Linked DNA regions of Homo sapiens: region 2 is linked to region 1. Evidence: read pairs that join two places in POLR2A ChIA-PET (ENCODE). Cell type or tissue: HepG2. All regions are shown on one strand. Links, peaks and the distances in the headings refer to the core of each region. The heading gives the core; the rest is flanking DNA. Region 1 overlaps PPM1B (protein phosphatase, Mg2+/Mn2+ dependent 1B). Region 2 overlaps SLC3A1 (solute carrier family 3 member 1).

The links. Peaks named below come from ENCODE experiments on the same cell type or tissue, not always from the same donor. Only the 100,000 strongest peaks of a DNase experiment are listed, where the experiment ranks them.
Region 2: POLR2A ChIA-PET joins it to region 1 with 5 read pairs; 8 of 35 experiments call an interaction of 5 or more read pairs at or near these places.

Annotation. Positions count from the first base shown.
Region 1 is chr2:44,214,607-44,225,955 of GRCh38, reverse strand. PPM1B (protein phosphatase, Mg2+/Mn2+ dependent 1B) reads right to left here. Exons shown (of 6, transcript NM_002706.6): 4 at 7,878-7,989; 5 at 7,419-7,476. Among named protein-coding and RNA genes, the nearest start is that of PPM1B, 51 kb to the right of the region's middle. In HepG2, for the core only: no CTCF peak of the experiment used is centred there; no DNase peak of the experiment used is centred there.
Region 2 is chr2:44,288,088-44,299,436 of GRCh38, reverse strand. The region is part of intron 4 of SLC3A1 (solute carrier family 3 member 1); the gene reads right to left. Among named protein-coding and RNA genes, the nearest start is that of SLC3A1, 18 kb to the right of the region's middle. In HepG2, for the core only: a CTCF peak has its summit at 3,546; DNase peaks (open chromatin) are centred at 3,596 and 4,126; H3K27me3 peaks cover 619 bases.

The DNA.
Region 1 (11,349 bases), core at 2,845-6,844:
AGCCAGGCACGGTGGCTCATGCCTGTAATCCCAGTACTTTTGGAGGCCGAGGTAGGTGGATCACTTTAGTTCAGGAGTTTGAGACTAGCCTGATCAACATGGTGAAACCCATCTCAACTAAAAATAGAAAAATTAGCCAGGCGTGGTGGTGCATGCCTGTAGTCCCAGCTACTTGGGAGGGTGAGGCAGGAGAATCGCTTGAACCTGGAAGGCAGAGGTTACAGTGAGCCGAGATTGCACCACTGCATTACAGCCTCGGTGACAGGGTGAGACTCCGTCTCAAAAAATGAAAAATAAAAAAATAAAAAGCAAAAGAAAACCAAACCAATAAATCAAGTAGACACGGATTTGCAATGGCTGACATTACAGAATCACTAAATTGAGAAGAACTTTAGCTAATGACCACACTTAAAAGTCATTTTATCTTATGGCAAATTACATTTTCTCATCACTCTGGATAGACAATAGAGGACTGAAACCTCTTCCGCAGCCATTATATTTGATTTTTCCAAACACTGTTATGTAACTCTCTCATGGGCTTTCATTAATATTAGAAGAGAAACCTATTATCTAGGTTCCTGCACTTTCTTTATCTGAACTCGTACAGTTGATATAGCACACCTATTTTTACACATCTATTATAGCAATTAACTCTACCTTGCAACGGTTCACAAGACTCTCCACTTAGACTGCAAACTCTTTTAGAGTAAAGACAATTTCATATTCCATTCTATGTCCTCCTACCATCTAAGGAAGGAAAAATAATATTTGTGCTAAGAACTTTATATACATAATCTTACTGAATCCTCACAGGTACCCTACAAAGTAAGGATTCCAGTTATCATTTTTATAAGTGATGAAACTAAAGCTCAGAGAGATTTAAGTTATTTGTCACGGTGACAATCTTAGTAAATGGCAGGGCTCTGATTTGTGCACAGGTATAATTAACATCAATGTCTATCTTTGCGCTCTGTTGAATACATTATGGCGAGTGACCTTTTTTGCATAGGAAGTACCTCATACAGGTAAGACTCTTACTAAAGAAATATTGGTGAAATTATTATAGAACACCACAGGTTATTTCATATTGAAGTTTATATTTCCTTAATATAGTAAAATTAATAAAACTATAGAACACTAGTTATGTTGATTAAACTATCATATCAGCTGGGATGTTTACAATTATTCTGTAAAGTAAATTGAAGGCAATTACTGAGATGAGAATTCAGGACATCTCCCATCCACCCTAGTTTTTAAGCTTTTACTATCAGCTAGACTAACATAGCTTAAAAGTCGAATCTCTCATGATGAAAATACTAACTTACACCAAATAAGACATAGAAATTAGATAAATCAAGCAGAGAGTAGTAATAGGAGGGGGAAGGGAACTAAGCACATTTTAAAAAATAAAATTTAACCAGCTAATATTTATTTGCAGCAATATTTATCTTTTGAAACACAGCTCTCATAACCAAAATTCTTTTTTTTTTTTTTTTTTTTGGAGACGGAGTCTTGCTCTGTCACCCAGGCTGGAGTGCAGTGGCACGATTTCAGCTCACTGAAAGCTCTGCCTCCCGGGTTCACGCCATTCTCCTGCCTCAGCCTCCCGAGTAGCTGGGACTACAGGCGCCCGCCACCACGCCCGGCTAATTTTTTGTATTTTTAGTAGAGGCAGGGTATCACCATGTTAGCCAGGATGGTCTCAATCTCCTGACCTTGTGATCCGCCCACCTCGGCCTCCCAAAGTGTTGGGATTACAGGCGTGAGCCACTGTGCCCGGCCCATAACCAAAATTCTTAAAATGACTACTTATAACAGTAGAGAAAAAGTAAACACTAGTAAAAATGTTTCTTATGAAGTCCTACGTGCTGCTTGTCAGACAAAAAAATTTTTAAACTAAAAATTCTCCAGTATGACAAAATGTGATACAATTGATGACTAATGAAGACTCTAATAAATTACATGTTACTTGAAGAATCATGTCAAATTTAATGAATAATTTTAGACAGTGTCATTTGAATGGTCAAGACCACATAGCAAAGGTAAGTGTTATGTCAATCATACCTTAAAAACATAGTGACTAATGTTAGTGCATTTTCTCTCTCTCTCTCTTTTTTTTTTTTTTTTTTTTTTTTTTTTTTAGACAGAGTCCCACTCTGTTGCCCAGGCTGGAGTGCAGTGGTGCAATCTTGGCTCACCGCAAGCTCCACCTCCCAGGTTCACACCATTCTCCTGCCCCAACCTCCCGAGTAGCTGAGACTACAGGCGCCCACCACCACGCCTGGCTAATTTTGTTTTTTTTGTATTTTTAGTAGAGACGGGGTTTCACCATGTTAGCCAGGATGGTCTTGATCTCCTGACCTCGTGATCCTCCTGCCTCGCCCTCCCAAAGTGCTGGCATTACAGGCATGAGCCACCGCGCCCGGCCTGCATTTTCAAACAGTATAGGTCTTCTCCATAGCAATGCTTTGACAAGTGAATAAAAAGTAAATATGAAAAAACTAATATTCACATAGTTCTAAAAACTGTGATATAAAAATGTAAAAGCAGCTATGGGTATTGCATTTATCCGTTTAAAGTAAAACAGAAAAATGCATGCAAAATTTAATAATCTGAAAACAATACAGAGATTCTTTTGGGCTCAAAAAGAGACTAATCTATCCTGTTTTTCCTTCCCTTCTCTAAGATCAAAATGCCTTAAACCGTTTTTGGATTAAGATAAATATGTGTATTTAAGTGAAAAATAACTGACAAGGAATTGGGCTTAACTCATTCCTTTCAACAACTTTATAAAATATTTACCATTAAAAACAGATTATCTTGTGGTTGGATGCAGTGGCTCACGTCTGTAATCCCAGAACTTTGGGAGGCTGAGGTAGGAAGATAACTTGAGCCCAGGAGTTCAAGACTAGCCCTGGCAATGAAGCGAGACCCTATCCCTACAAAAAATACAAAAAATTAGCCGAGTGTGGTGCTGTGTGCCTGTAATCCCAGCTACTCAGGAGGCTGAGCTGGGAGGATCGCTTGAGCCTGGGAGGTTGAGGCTACAGAGAGCCATGATGGTGCCATAGCACTCCAGCCTGGGACAAAGAATGAGACCCTGTCTCAATCAATAAAATAGAGTATCTTAAGACTGATAAACATGATATTTACAAAAGAATGGGAAATGATTTTTCCTGCATGGTAGACACAGGTGGGGTACAGACATACATAATCTCTACCTTAAAGAGGCCACATGGAATAATGTAAAGAGAATAGGAGTCAGACTAATTCAAATTCTGGCTGCATGATTTATTTAGCTTTGTGACCTGTGCAAACTACCTCATCTCTGTAAGTCTCATGTGTAAAAGAAGGGTGCTGAGAAGATTACCTATGACTCTGTGTGTGTATAAATAAGGGGCCTGGCACAAGTAGGAGCTGGGTAAATACAGGTCACCCCCCTGCTCAACTTTACCCTTGGAAAATTACCAACTTGTGCAACTACTTGATCAGTGGCATACTAATTCAAAAGCATTATGAGTCTTTTTCAAGGGAAGAACTTTTTGCATGAAAGTATAAAACTCTATAAATACAGACTTTCATACCAATTAGTAACCTCAAATTAATTTTTAAATATATGACTTAAGGACAGCCTTAAGAAAATTACTAGAAATGAATAAATACAAATATTTCCTATTCAAAAAATATTTACTGAGCTTTCACCGTATGCCAGGATTGTGCTTGGACTATAGACACAAATGAATCAGATCAAGTCCCAGATCTCACAGAATTTATATTCTAATTATAAAACACAAACTAGCATTTTAGAAAAAGGGAAGGAGTATGATCCCAGAGCCCTGTCTAATATAAAGACAACTTACAGCAAAATGTAGTTTTGCTTTTTCTGGAAATTTTCCAAAAGATTTCTGGGGATTCGTGAATCCCTAGACTAAGAATCCCTGGCTAAACCCTTTGTTACAAATTTGTATTTTAAAAGTTGGGAAAATATCAATATTGTTTGTGGTAAGAAGATGGAACACATTCTAAAAAGTTAGTTTAGTATGGAACACATACTAAAAAACAAATTTAGTAAAGAACTTAAGAAGTTTCCCCTAAATAGTAACCTTTCTGAATATATATTAAAATTACTTAATTTATGACTTATACTCAACTCTACTTTCTGAAAAATATTTATTTAAAAGATGTCTTAATTATAAGAAAAATGAATGAATCCCTATTTCTAGTGGTACTACTTATAATCATTTACAACAGAACAATTCTCTCCGACATAAAGCAGACATTCAGGAGTCTAAAGAAACCCTCTGATTTAACTCTGGCTAGAATTCTTTGTTTAAATATCTAAACAAAAATAATTTTTGTTATTTAAAAAAACTTAATTTTTATAATACCTTCCAACTTTCTCCTCTTCTGTAATTCTAGCATACTTTCATCTTTCCCACCCCGCAAGTTAACATCCAGCTCCCGGCGACATCATCCACACTGTTAAGAAGCATTTATGGAGCACCTTTGCGGCTAGCTTTTTGCTACAGTGGGTCAAGTTAAGAGCTCAGAATTTAATCACGTCTGTATTTTCTTCATTCTCTCTCCTTCTGCGGTATTTTTCAGCACATTTCTGCTACTTGCAATTATAGTTCAACATTTTTCTAAGTTAGTGATTATTGTGAAAGGCATATAATATTTCCCCATTTAAAATTCTAGGCTGTAAAGTCAGTTTTCACAGTAAACAAGGAAAGTTCCTTTAATCCACATATCTATGTAATGATAATAAGTCTACAGTTACCATTTGGTCTCTGTAATTATTTCACAACTACCTGACTGCCTGCATCTCTTTAATCTAATATGGTAAATGTTTCTAACAGATTAAAATACCACAGATATTTTTTTGAATCTATCATTCTTATGCTCTAAACATAAGGTGGTCCATTACCCTAAAATGATGTTCAAAAGGCTGGTCTCTTAGCAAGTACCTCTGCAACCTAAATTCTTATTTTTCACCACAACAGTTCTCTGCTTTAGCCAAAAAAGATGTCCTTTCTTTTGAAGATATCTTATACTTTGTCCTTGCCTCTCTAGTCCACTTGAAAGGTCATCATCCTCATGTCATTTCTACCATTCAAATCATTCTTCAAATACTATCTTTTCTCTAAGAAGCTGACTTTCCCCCTGCTTAAGCAGCTGAACTTTTACAGCAATCACTGTCCAAGTCACATGGCAATGGTCACATTCTGGATTTTGTCATTTATTTGTTACCAAGCTATACGAAATATTTTGATCATTTAAGGTGTGTTTATAACTACAGTGTAAGCTGCACTAGACACACAGGTGGGGTCACGTCTTACGTTTTCTAGTCTTCTCCCTCTGTGAATCCACTATACAACACACTGTCAGTGTTTGATCTGCTGATGTTGATAGAACATTTATGTATAAAGGTAATTAAGTACATATATCCCATTTCTATAGCCAAATAATAATCTATTTAAGGTAAGGTTTATATATTGAGCATTTCCCCCCAGTTTCATAGTTCCGTTGCCTATTTATTCCCTGTTTATGTAGCTACTATGTGTAATCATTTTTTCTTTTTAAAAAATTTAAAAGTTATCCTTGGTATATGTTAAACAGAAAACCTTGTTTGGAGTAAAAATAGACTATGAAGGACCCCAAAATCCAGCAAGGTATATATATATATATATATGTATTTTTAAAGATTACACATGAGGGTTGACACTTTGAAACACCTGAGGAAATGGGAGTACTTCTATGGCTAATAATGAATCAATAACTGTCTTCTGAGGGCTTATTTCCTCTAATCAAGGTAGTGGATGCCCTGAAGAATCTATAATCTAGCTGAAGAGTTAAGATTCTCTTCTCTCAACCTTCCAAATTACCACCATCCTTTTAGTCATATGTCAACATCCTATACTCATTTCTTTGAGGGTTCTCTGATGGATCACATAAAATATTTGGATTTTTAAATTAATTTTCTCAGCTTTGGGTCAATTTTTTTTTTTTTTTGAGACGGAGTTTCGCTCTTGTTGCCCAGGGTGGAGTGCAATGGCATGATCTCGGCTCACCACAACCTCCGCCTCCCGGGTTCAAGCGATTCTCCTGCCTCAGCCTCCCGAGTAGCTGGGATTACAGACATGCGCCACCATGCCCAGTTAATATCGTATGTTTAGTAGAGACGGGGTTTCTCCATGTTGGTCAGGCTGGTCTCGAACTCCCAACCTCAGGTGATCCGCCCGCCTCGGCCTCCCAAACTGCTGGGATTACAGGCATGAGCCACCGTGCCCGGCCTTGGGTACAATTCTTAATACTCTGAGGAACCTGCCACAAAAAAAGACTCAGAATCACTGCTCTAGACCAAGATATAAATTATAATTAGCAATATATAGCATCACTTTTATATGACTCACTAAAATTATATTAATTATTAAATTTTCCTTTTTGCCAGGATAACTTTTACTGTTAAGGAAAAGAAATCATATTATATTGCTGTGCAACAATGAATCCTAGCAAATAATGCAATTGAGATGACATATGATTTCTAGCCAATGGATACTCTCTCTCTCAATCTGCCAAGAGGAGCTGGAGACTGGAGGTGGACTCTTCCTCCCAATCAGTTTCATTTCTGTTTGGTTCCCTTAAAGCTTTGAAGCATATATATTAAAAATTAAATAATTTATTTTTAGACATAAAAACTTGAAAACCCAAGAGAAAAATACTTATTTGAACTAACTTGGATTTAAAAAAAAAAAAAGGACACTTCTGTCTCCTGGTAATAGTACTAAAACAAAACAAAACAATATAGAGGGGCAGCTGGCAGCTCACTGACATTTCGAAGAAAAGCAAAATAAAAGGTAAGGGCATAGAGTCTTGCTCTGATGAAGTACAGCAAGGTACAACAGAAATGGTTATCTCAGCTCAACACTCATGTACCCATAATACAACAATAATATTAGAAAAAAACTATCCTCGGGTATTCCAAGTGGGCATACAGGGGTACTGAAAGGTCTAGTTATTAAAATAACAACTCACTCACTATCACTAACTTCTGGTGATGGCAGCAGCCTGCTGGAGGAGAAATTGAGATATTTAAAAGAGCATTCTTGCCTCAAAATTAAGGTTTAAAGGAGAAGAAGGAAAAGCAGACATATAGAGAAGAAATAAAGACAGCCCAAACAAAAAAGGTCATTTGATGCCCAGAAAGTGACAACAAAACTATCTACAAAACAAAATTTTATCTCTACCTTCATTTCAATACATTTTCTTAAACTTTAACTGACACTTTAAAATGAAAAGCAGTAGTAATTTACTACAGACTATAATTTATTATAGACTTCGTTAATGTGAATGTATTCATATTTAGTATTTATATTGTGAAATTACTTCAAATGCTTATGAAATAAAATAAAACTTACCCCATCACTTTCTCTATGTGGATTCAGTCTACTATAAACAGCTTCAATAACATTACGCCTAAAAAAAAAAAACATGCTTTAGTTTTATTAAATTACACAGAATTTTAAGCTTGTGAATATCTCAATATTTCATCCTGACCACACTAAAAAAGTAACTGGTACACTCTATACTTGTCAAGAACATACCTTCTACACTTTACTCTCAGAATCTGATTTTGCACAATCCATTTGTACTCCTTAGCAAGGAAAGAAGGACCTTCATACTCAAAGAGTATGATAGATAATTCCTTTTAAAAAATCGTTTTTGGTTGAAGTTTTAAGAGTTCTTCTCTAGTATAAGAAACACTAACCCATTTCACCTCTAGATAATTGATGTACTTCTGATTTAAGTTTTTTTACCCCAAATTATTTAATTACTAATTATGAACGAACTCAAAATTAGCTTTTTGTTCTACTTACTTGCCAGCAAGACCTCCCCCAGGAGGCAAATTTGGGATATTTTCTGCAGACAAGATGCGCATGACATGGGCAAGATCAGGCATTCCTTCCTCGCCAGACTTCTCCATAATCTCTGTAGGTTTTTTAAAAAAAGTTCCTAAATTAATGTGATAAGCCAGTACTCACCAAGAAGTGAAACAAGAGATACTATTTGGTAGTACCTATTTTAAAATATATTAAAAAAAATTACCATCAACACACAAAAAATTTTTAAGAAGTAATACAAAAAGCTACTTATTGACTGAAACATTGCTATGCAGGGGGAAAAAAGAAAAAACAGTTATTTGCATATGTATGTTCATTCCAGCATTATTCATAAAAAGCAAAAACTGGAACAAACTAAATGTTCACCAACAAGAGGACAGTTAAAAACTTTGGTGTAGCCATTGAGTGAAATGGTTTATAATCACTAAAAATTACGAAATAGGTGTCTTGATGAATACAGTAACAGCTATATGGAAAAATACTTCTGATCTAATATTAAGTAAAAACAATATAAAAGTTATGAATGCCATTACTAAAGGATAATAAAAGTTTAGCTAGATAAGAATTATAAGAAAAAGGGGAGAAATTAAAAATCATTTTTACAAGTTGATACTTACCTGAAATAGTTACATTCTACAGCTTTTTTTTTTTTTTTGAGACGGAGTTTCACTCTTGTTGCCCAGGCTGGAGTGCAATGGCGTGATCTTGGCTCACTGCAACCTCTGCCTCCTGGGTTCAAGCAATTCTCCTGCCTCAGCCTCCCGAGTAGCTGGGATTACAGGCATGTGCTACCATGCCTGGCTAATTTTGTATTTTTAGTAGAGATGGGGTTTCTCCATGTTGGTCAGGCTGATCTCAAACTCCCAACCTCAGGTGATCCACCCACCTCGGCCTCCCAAAGTGCTGGGATTACAGGCATGAGCCACCACACCCAGCCCAGGCCTTACTTTCAAAACAACTGTTTACCATGCCTCACAAGACCCTTACGTTGACTTCCACTACTCTTTCAACTCTGCCCGCCTCCCTCATCTCCAAAGGATCCATTCAAAGACTTCTACTTCTAGATCTTCACATACTCTTTTCGTTGGTTTGGGAACACTTTTCACTCTAATCCAACCCCTCTGTATGGTGAATGTCCCTTTTTTTTTTTTTGAGACACTGGAGTGCAGTGGCACTATCTCAGCTCACTGCAACCTCTGACTCCCTGGTTCAAGCGATTCTCCTGCCTCAGCCTCCCAAGTAGCTGGGATTACAGGCATGTGCCACCACACCCAGCTAATTTTTGTATTTTAGTAGAGATGGGGTTTCACCATGTTGGCCAGGCTGGTCTTGAATTCCTGACCTCGTGATCCACCCACCTCAGCCTCTCAAAATGCTGGGATTAGAGGCCTGAGCCACCACGCCCAGCTATGAATGCCTATTTTCATCCTTGAGGTTTCAATTTTATATGTCACATTCTCAAATCCTTCTCTGACCTAAGTCTGAGTAGGTACACTGCAATACACTCCCATATGCATGACATGTACTGTATACCATAATGCTATATACTCCCACATACACGATGTTTATTGGGTCATAGACTGCAAGCTTCATGAAAGCAGGACTGTAAGTTTTCTACCTTAAATCTGTGTCTTATAGTATAAGGCTTCTCAACATCAACAACACCGACATTTTACACCAGACAATTTTTTTGTTGTGGGGGCTGTCCTGTGTGCTGTGGAATATTAAGCAGCATCCCTGGCCTCCATTCACTAGATGCCAGTGGCACCCCCTCAGCTATGACACCAAAAATGTCACCAGACATTTTTACACCCCTCTACTCTAGTCCAATTTACCACTACCATGCATTAATGCATAATTTCTAATCGGTATTTTGGCTTCTCTTGTCCCTTTTATACAATCTCTTCTCCATACAGCAACTAAGAGAGATCCTTTGGAAAAAAGAACAAATCACTCTTGTACTCAAAATCTTCCAATGAATTCCCACAAGTCAAAGTCCAAAGTCCTCACATGATATGCCTCCTACAAACCTCTTAATTTTCCTCTAGTTTTCTACTGGCTTATTCTAACCCAGCTGCACTCACTAAGAACATTCCCTCCTAGTCTTTGCTGTTGTCATTGCCTGGAATGTTCTTCCCTCAGATATTCTCTCTCCAAGCACGGCTGCTCAAACATCCTTCCTCACAGAGACATTTCTAACCAATATTCCTTGTTGCTCTCTACTTACTCTATTTTATTTCTCTATTAAAAAAAAATAGGTTTTTACTAGAATACAAATTCTATGAGATTTCTTTTTCTGCTATATCCTCAGTGACACATGTTCAATAAACACTGAGTAAACCTGTATGTAGAAAGCAATCATTAAATATATAATTCATCAATTCAGGTGAACTACTATTCCCTGTTTATTTTAATATTATTCCTTTCCCACCTGACCAGTCATCATTAAAAGCATACACACAGATTTACCAAGTACACCAGAATGTATTTACCACAAAATTTAATGTCATATTACATGATTTAAAACCCCAGAAGAAACATAATGCTCCTGAAGAACACTGCTTTACAAATAAAAAGTTACTTTTTTTTTTTTCTTAAAGACATGTTCTTACTCTGTGGCCCAGGCTGGAGTGCAGTGGTGCCATCATAGCTCACTGTAACACCAAACTCCTGGACTCAAGTGATCCTCCTGCTTCAGTCTTCAAGTAGCTGGAACTACAGGTGTGCACCACCATGCTCAGCTAATCTTTAAAACTTTTTTGTAGCTCTATGATGCCGAGGCTGGTCTTGAACTCCTAGTCTCAAGCAATCCTTCTGCCTCGGCATCCCAAGAATTATAGGTGTAAGCTACTGTGAAGTTACATTTTAAGTACCAACTTAAATTGATTTGTAGTGGCTGCCTAGCTAACAATTTTGTCTCCTGATTAATAATAACTATTTGCTACAGGCCCTAGAGATCATATTACATATTTGTTATCTCTCCTATATAATATATACTTTAGAAAGTTACTAACTATGCAGAAGAAAATTAATATTAAATTATTAACTCATGTTAAACTGAATTGACCACACCTTTAAGAAATTAAAATGTGGCTATTACAGAAGTTAAGAGTTCATATAAAGTTACAGTTTGCTGAGGACTTACGTGCTAGGCACCATAATAGGTGCTTAACAAACATAATTCTCATTTATTTTGACAAAAACTCTTTGCTTGGACCAAACCTTCAGCAAGACTCTTGAGTTCTTTCTGACTAGGAGAACTTTAGGCTCCCTCTCTGTCCTTGTAGAAACCAGGCTGAATGAGAATCCTGCTCAGTCAGTTTACTGAAAACCCCCACACACTTGATATAGGACCACTCTGGATATTTTAGCCTGGCCTGCCATGCTATCAAGTCAGTTTAGCCAGAAACCCCTTATGTTGATGCTTCCTCTTAGTAATAATTTTCCA
Region 2 (11,349 bases), core at 2,363-6,362, 74 kb before region 1:
CATCAACCAAGTAAATAACTAAGAATAGTGACGATCCTGTGGTAAAACTCAGATACTAGTGTTGTCTTGAATACACTCAGATAATAAAAGATGAAATGGGCTGGGCACAGTGGCTCATGCCTGTAATCCCAGCACTCTGGGAGGCCGAGGCAGGCGGATCACCTGAGGTCAGGAGTTTGACACCAGCCTGGCCAACATGATGAAACCCTGTCTCTACTAAAAATACAAAAAGTAGCCAGGCATGGTGGCGGGTGCCCATAATCCCAGCTACTCGGGAGGCCGAGGCAGGAGAATCACTTGAACCCGGGAGGTGGAAGTTGTGGTGAGCCGAGATTGGGCCATTGCACTCCAGCCTGGGCAACAAGAGCAAAACTCTGTCTTTTAAAAAAAAAAAAAAAAAAAAAAGGAATCTACATTATTCCACTGGCTTTAATTTCACAAATAAATTGATCCCAAACACAAATGGTTAAGCTAAAAATCCAGGTTCTCATACATTTAATTTTATTCTTTGGTGACAGACTTTCTTCCAAAGGTGTGTGCTAGAAACCCAATTATTGTATGACTGCCCCTGGCTCACTCTCCTCTCCTGCCCTACTCTTCCAACACACCTTGCTAGAGAGAAGGTAGTCATTGCCTGCTCAGCCTCTCCCCTGCCTCACCTGCTCCTGAGAGCATCATCGTGGGCTGCCTTGTTCCCAGGCATTTTTAATGCTGAAGCCAAAGATTAGAGAGATGAAGACTGGTGCAAATAAGTGGTTAGTCCGGGCGCAGCGGCTCACGCCTATAATCCCAGCACTTTGGGAGGCCGAGGCAAGTGGATCACTTGAGGCCAGGAGTTTGTGACCAGCCTGGCCAACATGGTAAAACCCCGCCTCTACTAAACATACAAAAATTAGTTGGGCATGGAGCCATGCACCTGTAGTCCCAGCTACTTGGGAGGCTGAGCATGAGAATTGCTTGAACCTAAAAATCGGAGGTTGCAGTGAGCCAAGATCATGCCACTGCACTCCAGCCTGGGTGGCAGAAGGAGATCCTGTTTCAAGAAAAAAAAAGGCAGTGGCAGGGATAGGGGGGTGGCCAGTGTGGCCAGAGGAGCATAAGTAAGAGTAGGAGGAGGTAAAGAAAACTAACTCATCATGCTCAGCTTTGTAGTTAACAGGAAAGATCTGGGATTTTTGTGAGGGTGATGGGAAACCCCTGGAGGGATTTTTAATCAGAAAAGGCTGTGGGCTGACTTAACATTTTTTTTAAAGATCTGATGTATGAAGAATCAACTGTATAGTATGGCATTTCCTCAAAAGGTTAAACATCAAGTTACCATAAGACCCAGCAATTTCACGCATAGGTATATACCCGAGAGAAATGAAAACTTATGTCCACGCAAAAACTTGTTCACAAATATTCATAGCAGCATTATTCATAATAGCCAGAAAGTGGAAACAACCCAATGGTCTATCCATACGATGAATATTTGGCCATGGAAAGGAACAATGTGCTGACACATGCTACGACATGGATGAACCTTGAAAAGATTTTTCTAGCCAGGTGTGACGGCTCACACCTGTAATCTCAGCAATTTAGGAGGCTGAGGTGGGAGGATCGCTTGAGCCCAGGAGTTCTAGACCAGCCGGGCAACATGACAAAACCCTGTCTCTACAAAAAATGAAAAATTAGCTGCGTGTGGTGGTACATGTCTGTAGGCCTCTGAAACAGCACCTGGTACTTAGTGAACAAATTGTAGCATGAAAGAATGACATATTGAGCCTGAATGACCAAACATTACAGAAGTACAGCATGTTCCCTGGCTTCAGGTCTACAGAACAGTTGGGGACATGTGGGACAAGGGATGGTTACCTAATAATGCAGGTCCTCATGAGAGGAGACACCTCTGCCTACAGGGCTGCAAGAGCTTCAAGACATTTCAAAATATGTGGGTGGGCACAGCAGGAGAAGGAAGAGCTAGAGCTTGAACTTGACCTAGATGACCTGGTGGGATTTCAATGGAGGGTGGGAATGGGACAACATGAGCCAAGTGTGGAGGCAGAGGCTGGCCTGTACTGGGACAGGTGGGAGGACCAGGTGACCGTGAAAAGCAGAGGTCCTGAGCCTCAGCTACCTGCCTCAACCCCACAGCCAGCCTCTCCCAGCAAGGCCTGCTCCGGCTCCGGCACCTGCTCACAAGCTCTGCAAAGGAACAGTGGCTCTCCCTACTTTTCTCATCCCTTGCTGTATGGAAGGTTTCACAGGAATGTATATATCATTTTAGAGCAGAACCATCTGTAAAGTACTAAACAGCCAATTTTCACCTATGGAGGGAAACAGAGCCACAGATCCCAAATGACAACTATCCCACAGTTCACTTGTGTATTAGAGTTTGTTCTCATGCTGCTAATAGAGACATATCTAAGACTGGGTAATTTGTAAAGCTGTTTAATTGACTCACAGTTTCACAGGGCTGGGGAGGCCTCACAATCATGGCAGAAGGCGAATGAGGAGCAAAGTCACATCTTACATGACAGCAGGCGAGAGAGTTTGTGCAGAAGAACTCCCACTTATAAAACCATCAGAACTCACTATCACGAGAACAGGATGGAGGAAACCACACCCATGATTCAATTATCTCCACCTGCTCCACCCCACAACACATGGGGATTATGAGAATTACAATTCAAGATGAGACTGGGGTGAGGACACAGCCAAACCATATCAACTTGTTTGACTTGAAGTGCGTTTCTATCTGCACGTGAATATGGAGGTTTCAAGTCAAGTCAAGGGTCTCAACAGCTAAATGCAAGGGTTAATACTGCTCCTGTCAATTCACTTTAAGCTGAGATTTTGAATGGTGAAGCTTGAATCAATTTTTTATGCCTAAGAGCAAGTTCTGGGGTGAATAACTCTTATCATGGGCACAGGTGACCCAAATAACCTCCAGTAATCTCTACCCAGTGGAATTTTTCTCTGGGGCATAAAAAACAAATTTGTTCTTACTAGTGCCTTTATCTTTTACCAAATTCATTCATTCAATAAGTATTTGAACTCCTAGTGTATACCAGGCACTTAGGCAAGCCCTGGAACTACAACCACAAGAAAAATACAACAGACACAGTCCTAGGTCTCCCGGATTATTTTAGAATCTCCAGCTAGACAAATAGCAACACAAAAATATTTAAATCACAGCTGAGACAAAGGAGAGAAACATGGTAATACAAGAGGGTAAAACAGCAATTCACCCTGGGGAGGGTTTGCAGCTGGCAAACAGGAAGTGACAGCCATTCATCAGAGAATGGGCTAGAGAAGTCTGGTGGGGCAAAGAAAGGCACCTCATTTCTAGAACAGGTTTTCAGTGGCTTCAGGAGTGACCTTACTATGAAGCTAACCAAACTTAAGCTTCAAGACCTCTCACTTGCACTCATCTAACTCCCCTTCTTTGCTCATTTTAAGTAAATACCAACTTTTCTGTACTTAATTTTGTGCTCTATTTTAAGAAGGCCCTAATTTACTATCAGCTTCAGACCCCGCGCAACCTGGGTCCACACCCAGGTGGTGCTGTTCTTTAAAAGTGTGAACATTGGTTGGGGCAGAGCACGAATAACTGAAGGCATCCAAGCGGCCTCTGACAAAAATGTGGGAAAACATTAAGCACCATTCTGTGTAAACATCAAGCTTTTGGGCACTGATTTCCTAAAATAAAGCCAGTCCTTTTCTTTACGGAGTCCGGATCTCAGCATTGTGAAATGTTGACCTGACATTAAACATGAGAAACTTGTACCGCACAGAAGGTTTATGGCCCTAGCATAATCAGAAATAATATCATTGTTTAATGAGACAAAACAGTAAAAGCTTGATGGACATTTTCTGAAAGTCATTTTAAATGCTGATAATTCAGATTATCACCAAGATAATCCAAAGTTTGCTCTTGAAAAATATTTGCTTCATGCTATTTATTCTCTCAACCAGGAGGGAAAAGAGAGCTTCAGATTTTAATTGTTAACCCTCTTTACTCCCATGAAGGTCTCTCAGGGTTCCAGATGCAAAAATGGGCACAGAGCCTGGGTCAGCTAGGTCTAGTGACCCATGTAGGTGCCGTGGACTCTGGGAACTGGACTATACACTACGTCCTTGACTCCTGTCTGACTCCCATGACATCACGCACTCCTGGTTTTTCCACTGGGCACCTTTTAACTCCTTTCTCTTTAAATAGCTCGCTGCTCTGAGTGAAAAGAAAGCAAGTCAACATTAAGGAAGCAAGTTAACATATCCAAATACATGGAACCTTGAGCCAAGCCTTTCCTTTTCAGATGGCTGACATTTGGGGGCCCGTTTACCTAAAAACCCATGTTTGGGAAAAGCTCTGTCTACTCTTACATGGGATGATAGAGAAGACATCCTCTTAAGCCAGGTGTGGTGGCTCATGCCTGTAATCCTAGCACTTTCAGAGACCGAGGTGGGAGGATCACTTAAGCTCAGGAGTTCAAGACCAGCCTGGGCAACAAAGTGAGACCCTGTCTCTATTAAGAAAACAAAAACAAACCAAAAAAACAAACAGAAGACATCATCTTGAAAATGTCATAAATCACAGGTTGTCCATCTCAAGAAGGAATGAGAAAGGATGTTTCAGAGTACAGAGGAAACTGGTTCTCTACTTAGAGGCAAGAGAAAGAAAACTGACCCTACTCATGTTCAGAAATCTTGGAAAAATTCTTTGCTAACTCCTCCAGAAGCAGGAAGTAGAGGAAAGATCAAGGACTTCAGAATTTGACCCTCTGGGTACAACCCAGCTCTCTCGCTGTCCAGCTGCATGACATAGGGCATCTGCAAGACCAGCTAAGCCTCAGTGTCTCCATCAATAACATAGTATGGAGGGTTTCTGTATGGAGTAAATAAGGTATTGCTGCCAGAGTCAATTGACTTTTCAATTTTTTTTTTTTTTTTTTGAGATGGAGTCTCACTCTGTCACCCAGGCTGGCGTACAGTGGTGTGATCTCAGCTCTGCAACCTTTGCCTCCCGGGTTCAAGCAATTCTCCTGCCTCAGCCTCCTGAGTAGCTGGGATTACAGGTGCCCGTCACCACATCTGGCTAATTTTTGTATTTTTAGTAGAGATGGAGTTTCACCATGTTGACCAGGCTCATCTCGAACTCCTGACCTCAAGTGATCCACCCACCTCAGCCTCCCAAAGTGCTGAGATTACAGGCATGAGCCACCACGCCCAGACCCCTTTCAGTCTTTATATTACCCAATCTCTCTGCATCATTTGACACTGTTGACCAATCTCGTCTTCTGGAAACACTCAGATACCTTAGCTCCGTTATACCCTGCCCCTTGGTTTGTCTCCCTTCTCTGTCTCTTCTGCAGCTCTTTGATGTCAGTGCTCCTTGGGGCTCCATCTTACACCCTCTCGACATTGCACTTCACAATAGTATTTATTTACTTACCAATTTACTGACTATTTAACAAGTACTGTATACAGTAAAAAAAATAGCATCCTAAGTGCTTTACAAAGGTTAAACCATTTAATCTTCAAGTAACCCCATTAGGTACGTACCATTATTGTTCCCCCTTTACCAGTGAGGAAACTGTGGCTCAGGAAGATGATGTGCCTTTGACAAGGTCATGGTTGGTAAGTGGTGGCAGCAGAATTGCAACTGTACGGCGCCCTGACTTATTTGCTAGCCTGGCTCCCTTGGATTTTTCTTTTAATTGGAAGGTCTACCAACACCAGGCCCTCATTCACATGTGAGCAATTCGCTCCAGCTACGTTGCAGTTGGCCCTCTTGCTCACCTTACCCAGCCTGCTTCTCTCACCAAACACCTGCCTGAGCTCTGTAGACATCAGCCACATCAACAAGTCCCAAAGTTTTATCTCTAGACTAGACTTTTCCCTGAGCTCCGTGTCCTTATATCTTTTTTTTTTCCCCCCTAAAACGGTGTCTTGCTCTGTTGCCCAGGCTGGAGTGCAGTGGCATGATCTCGGCTCACTGCAACCTCTGCCTCATGGGCTCAAGCAATTCTCCTGCCTCAGCGTCCCAAGTAGTTGGGATTACAGGTGCCCACCACCATGCCTGGCTAATTTTTGTATTTTTAGGAGAGATGGGGTTTCACCATGTTGGCCAGGCTGGTCTTGAACTCCTGACCATGTGATCCACCTGCCTCAGCCTCCCAAAGTGCTGGGATTACAGGCATAAGCCACTGTGCCCAGCCCAGTGTCCTTATATCTAACTGTCCACTGAACACTTGGATGTGTCACAGGCAGCTCCAACTCTACATACCTAAGATATTTCCCTCTCTCTTCCTGTGTCTCCCATCTCAGACAATGGTTCTGCCACCCACCCCATATTCAAATCTGAAACCTGGGATTCACAGGGGACTCCTCTCAGAGCCCTGATGATTTCTCTGCACCTCTATGCCTCCATCACTGGCCTAAAGCCACCAGAATTTCTTTCCCGATTACTGCACCATCCTCCTCCCTGGCCCCAAAGCCTCCAAACCTGCCCTACTCAAACCCCTTCTCCAAAACCAGACTGATTTCTCAAATTGAAAAAAAATAAAAATAAAAAATAAATACCTAAGACCTTTTAAGCCCAAATCCTTACCAGGGCCTTCAGTGGTGCTCCTGACCTCACCCCCAGTGACCTCTCTAGTCTCATCGGGTCACTCCCTGCTCTATATATCACATCCCAGTGATACTGGACAACTCCCAGCACCTCTAATGTGTCACGATCCACGCTTTCCTCTGCTGGAAACACTCCCACCCATGCCTCTTCACTTAGCTCATGCCTGTTCCTCAGGTATCTCACCTCCTCTGCAAATGTGTCCAGGTTAGGCGCTTGCCCTGTGTATTCCTACCTCCTACTGTCATGACCGCTTGGCACATTTTATTGTAATCGCCTGTTTAATTGTCCACCTCCCACCCCAGAATATAAGCCCCAGGATGGCCACAAGAGGTATCTATCTTACCAGCCCCCACACCCTTAGCACATGGTCAAGACACACAATACCTATCATTAAATGAGTGAATGATTATAATAAAGTGCCTGGCATAGAGGAGGTGCAATAAATGGCACAATTATTATTATCAAGCATAGAGATGGCTAATCAAGCAGGTAGTGAGCGAATTGTGTTTTGAATTGAGCTGCTGCCTCCAGCAGTATCATGCTTAGTAGGGACAGAACGGAGCCTACGCCTGTGCTCTGGGTTCCCTCTCAGCTGGGTCTCCCCAGCAGTCCCTACCCTGGGGCTCAGCATTCCCATATGGCAGGTGTAGGATCACTCCAAACCCCAGATACGAGGCCAGGCCATCTGGAGTCTCTTCCTTGCCATGCTGCTAACCCGCTGGGTTACTTCACCTCTCTGTGTCTCAGTTTCCTCATTTGTCAAATAAGAAATGTGGAGGACCAGTAAAAACCAAAGTGATTGGGAAAGTATAAAGTATTATACAAATATATACCCCTGATACCTCAGAGAAGGTTTTCTGACTTCTTCAGCTGAAAGCACTCAAGCCCCAAGAGGTTCAGAGCAGAGCCAAGTCCCCTGATGGCCAGTACAAAGAGGAGGAGAAAGAGAAGGACAGCAGAGGGTGCTCTCTGCTGGATTTCCCCAGCATGCCAGCTTCCCACTGTGCAGATAAAGCAAAATCTGATAGGAGCGGGGAGGAAGTGGGCTCAGGCTCCAGGAGTACAAGTTGGTATGCAAGCAAGTCATTCCAAACGCCGCCTCCACACAAACCCTCTGAGCTGCAAATTATTAACCTGCTTAACTCTATTGCAGAAACAAGCGCTGCTGGGGGTAAGGTGGGGAGGAGGGTGACAGAAGTCTCCTTCATGCCAAAGGTCCCTTTCCAGGAGCAAAGAGGCTTTCCTCTCAGCTTCTCAGCATTTCTTATTTACTTCTAATAGTAAATCTTCTAAACCAGTCTTGCAAATAAAGTCTAATCTCTCAACCGGAGGCATTAATGATTCATCACATGAGGGATTTCAGCCAGAAGACCAGTAAATAAGGATCCTGTCCACACACTCCACGGCTTGGGTATCTGGAAGAGCACAGCTGGGTTAGTCAAAAAAATAATTAATGTATTGGCTGGCACATTTTTGCAGAATTTATCACACTTGTCTAAACATCCCCAGACAATTCATCACTATTGCCACAAGGAGCCTGGAAAAATCTACTGCCTGATAAACCAACTGTAAACCAGCTGGTTTATACTCACATTTATCAATTTATAACTGAAAACCTCCTTGACAAATCTGTGCAGAAAAAGTGAAGCATGGAGAGGGAAACACATACATTGCCTCAAAGCAGGTGTAGGATTGTGGTTAAGAGCATGAACTCAAGTCCGAGTGTCTGGATTTCAGTCCTGCTCCATGACTCCCAAGGATGGTGACTTTACCTATCTAAGCCTCAATTTCCTTCTCTGTAAAATGATCACAAAACCTCGTAAATTAGGCTTATTCTGAGCATTAAATTATCCAGGAACAGCACTTAGCACATAGAATGTGTGGGGAGAGCATGAGGCGTGGGTGATAAGGAGTTTTGGTGATGAAGAAGAGGAGAGTCCACAGGCTACCAGAGAAGTTTAAAACTAACCCCTAGTTAGTCTGCTGACCATGTCTACAACTACCCACCCCACAACCCCACAACCCCACAACCCCATGGAGGCAAGGTGCCCTCACTCATGGTGCTTACTTCCAGAACCAATTCCAAAACAATTCATACAAATTCTGGAAACACCAAACATATACAGTAAAAAAAAAAAAAGTCTTAAAAATAAGTAGTCTATAGGAATACATTTAACGAAAGAAGTACAAGACATGTACTCTGAGAACTGCAAAACATTGTTGAAAGAAATGAAAGAACACGTAAATAAATGGAAAGACATCTCATGTTCATGAATTGGAAGACTTAACATAAGATGGCTATGTTCCCCAGAGTGAACCACAGATTCAATGCAATCCCTATCAAAACCACAGCAGGCTTCTTTGCAAACATTGTCAAGCTGACTCAGAAATTCACATGGAAATCCAAAGGACTTGGAATAGTGAAACAATACTGAAAAAGAACAAAGTTGTAGGATTCTCACTTCCCGATTTCAAAACTTACTACAAAGCGCTAGTAATTCAGACAGTGTGTGGTACTGACATAAGGACAGACATATAGATGAATGGAACAGAACTGAGAGTCCAGAAATAAACCCATGCATTTATGGTCAATTGATTTTCAACAAAAGTTGCCAGACAATTCAGTAGGGAAAGAATAGTATTTTTAAACATACGTGATTGGAATAACTGAATAGCCACATGCAAAAAAAAAAAAAAAAAGTCGGACAGCTTACCTTCACACCCTATATAAAAATTAACAAAAAATGGATCACAGACAATCTAAAATGTAAGACTAAAACTGTGAAACTGAGAAGAAAACATAGGAGTAAATCTTCATGACCTTGGATTAAGCAATGGTTCTTAGATACGACACTAAAGGCACAAGCAACAAAAGAAAAAAATAAATAAATTGGGCCAGGCGCAGTGGCTCATGCCTGTAATCCCTGCACTTTGGGAGGCCGAGGCGGGTGGATCACCTGAGGTCAGGAGTTCGAGACCAGCCTAGCCAACATGATAAAACGCGTCTCTACTAAAAATACAAAAAATTAGCTGGGCATGGTGGTGCGCACCTATAATCCCAGCTACTCAGGAGGCTGCAGCAGGAAAATCACTTGAACCCAGGAGGCGGAGGTTGCAGTGAGCTGAGATTGCGCCACTGCACCCCAGCCTGGGTAACAAGAGCATAACTCTGTCTCAAAAAACAAATAAATAAATAGGACATCATCAAAATTAAAAACGCTTGTGCTTCAAAAGGCACCATCAAGAAAGTAAAAAGACAACCAACAGAATAGGAAAAATTATTTGTAAATCATGTATCAAGAATATGAAAAGAGGCCAGGTGTGGTGGCTCATGCCTATAATCCCAGCACTTTGGGAGGCTGAGGCAGGAGGATTGCTTGAGACCACGAGTTCGAGACCAGCCTGGCCAACATGGTGAAACCCCGTCTCTACTAAAAATACAAAAATTTGCCAGGTATGGTGATGCGCACCTGTAATCTCAGCTACTTGGGTGGCTGAGGTAGGAGAGTCACTTGAACCCAGGAGGTGGAGGTTGCAGTGAGCCGAGATCACGCCACTGCACTCCAGCCTGGGTAACAGAGTGAGACCCTGTCTCAAAAAAAAAAAGAAAAAAAGAAAAAGAAAAAGAATATGTAAGAACTTTTACAACCCAATAATAAAAAGACAACCCTGTTTAACAATGGGCAAAGGGCCAGGTGCGGTGGCTCACACCTGTAATCCCAGCACTGTGGGAGGCCAAGGAGGGAGGATTGCTTGAGACCAGGAGCTCGAGACCAGCCTGGCCAACATGGAGAAACCCCATCTCTACAAAAAATACAAAAATTAGTTGGGCATGGTGGCACGTGCCTATAGTCCCAGGTACTCAGGAAGCTGAGGCGCAAGAATCACTTGAGCCTGGGAGACTGGGGTTGCAGTGAGCCGAGACTGCACCACTGCACTCCAGCCTGGGTGACAGAGTGAAACTCTATCTCAAAAAAAATAAATAAATAAAAATGAAATAAAAATGGGCAAAGGATTTAAATAGACATTTCTACAATGCAGATATACAAATGAACTATAAGCACATAAAAAGATGTTCAACGTCTTTAGCCATTTGGCAAATACAACCAGTGAGATGCCACTTCATACCCACTAGGGTGACTGTAATAAAAAATATATGCAATAACAAGTGTTGGTGAGAATGTGGAGAAATTAGAACGCTTACCCATTGTTAATGGAAATGTAAAATTATGCAGCTGCTTTGAAAAACAACTTGGCAGTTTCTCAAATAAACACAGATACAGACACCTACCAGGGATATACAGATACAGCATGATTCTGTTGTACAAAGTGTCCAGAATAGGCAAAACCTATCTAACTGAGGCTTAGGTGGGTAAAAAGATAGAAAGTAGATTTGTGGTTTCCCAGGGGGTGGGGGAAGAAAGGGAGGGGGCCATAAGGAGTGACTGTTGATGGATATGGGGTTTCTTTTTGAGAAGATAAAAGTGTTCTGAAATTAGGCCAGGTGCAGTGGCTCATACCTGTAATCCCAGCATTTTGGGAAGCTGAGACGGGTGGATCATTTGAGGCCAGGAGTTTGAGACCAGCCTGGCCAACATGGCAAAACCCTGTCTCTACAAAAATACAAAAATTAGCCGGGCATGGTGGTACATGCCTGTAGTCCCAGCTACTCGGAGGCTGAGGCAGGAGAATCGCTTGAACCTGGGAGGCACAAGTTGCAGTGAGCCAAGATCATG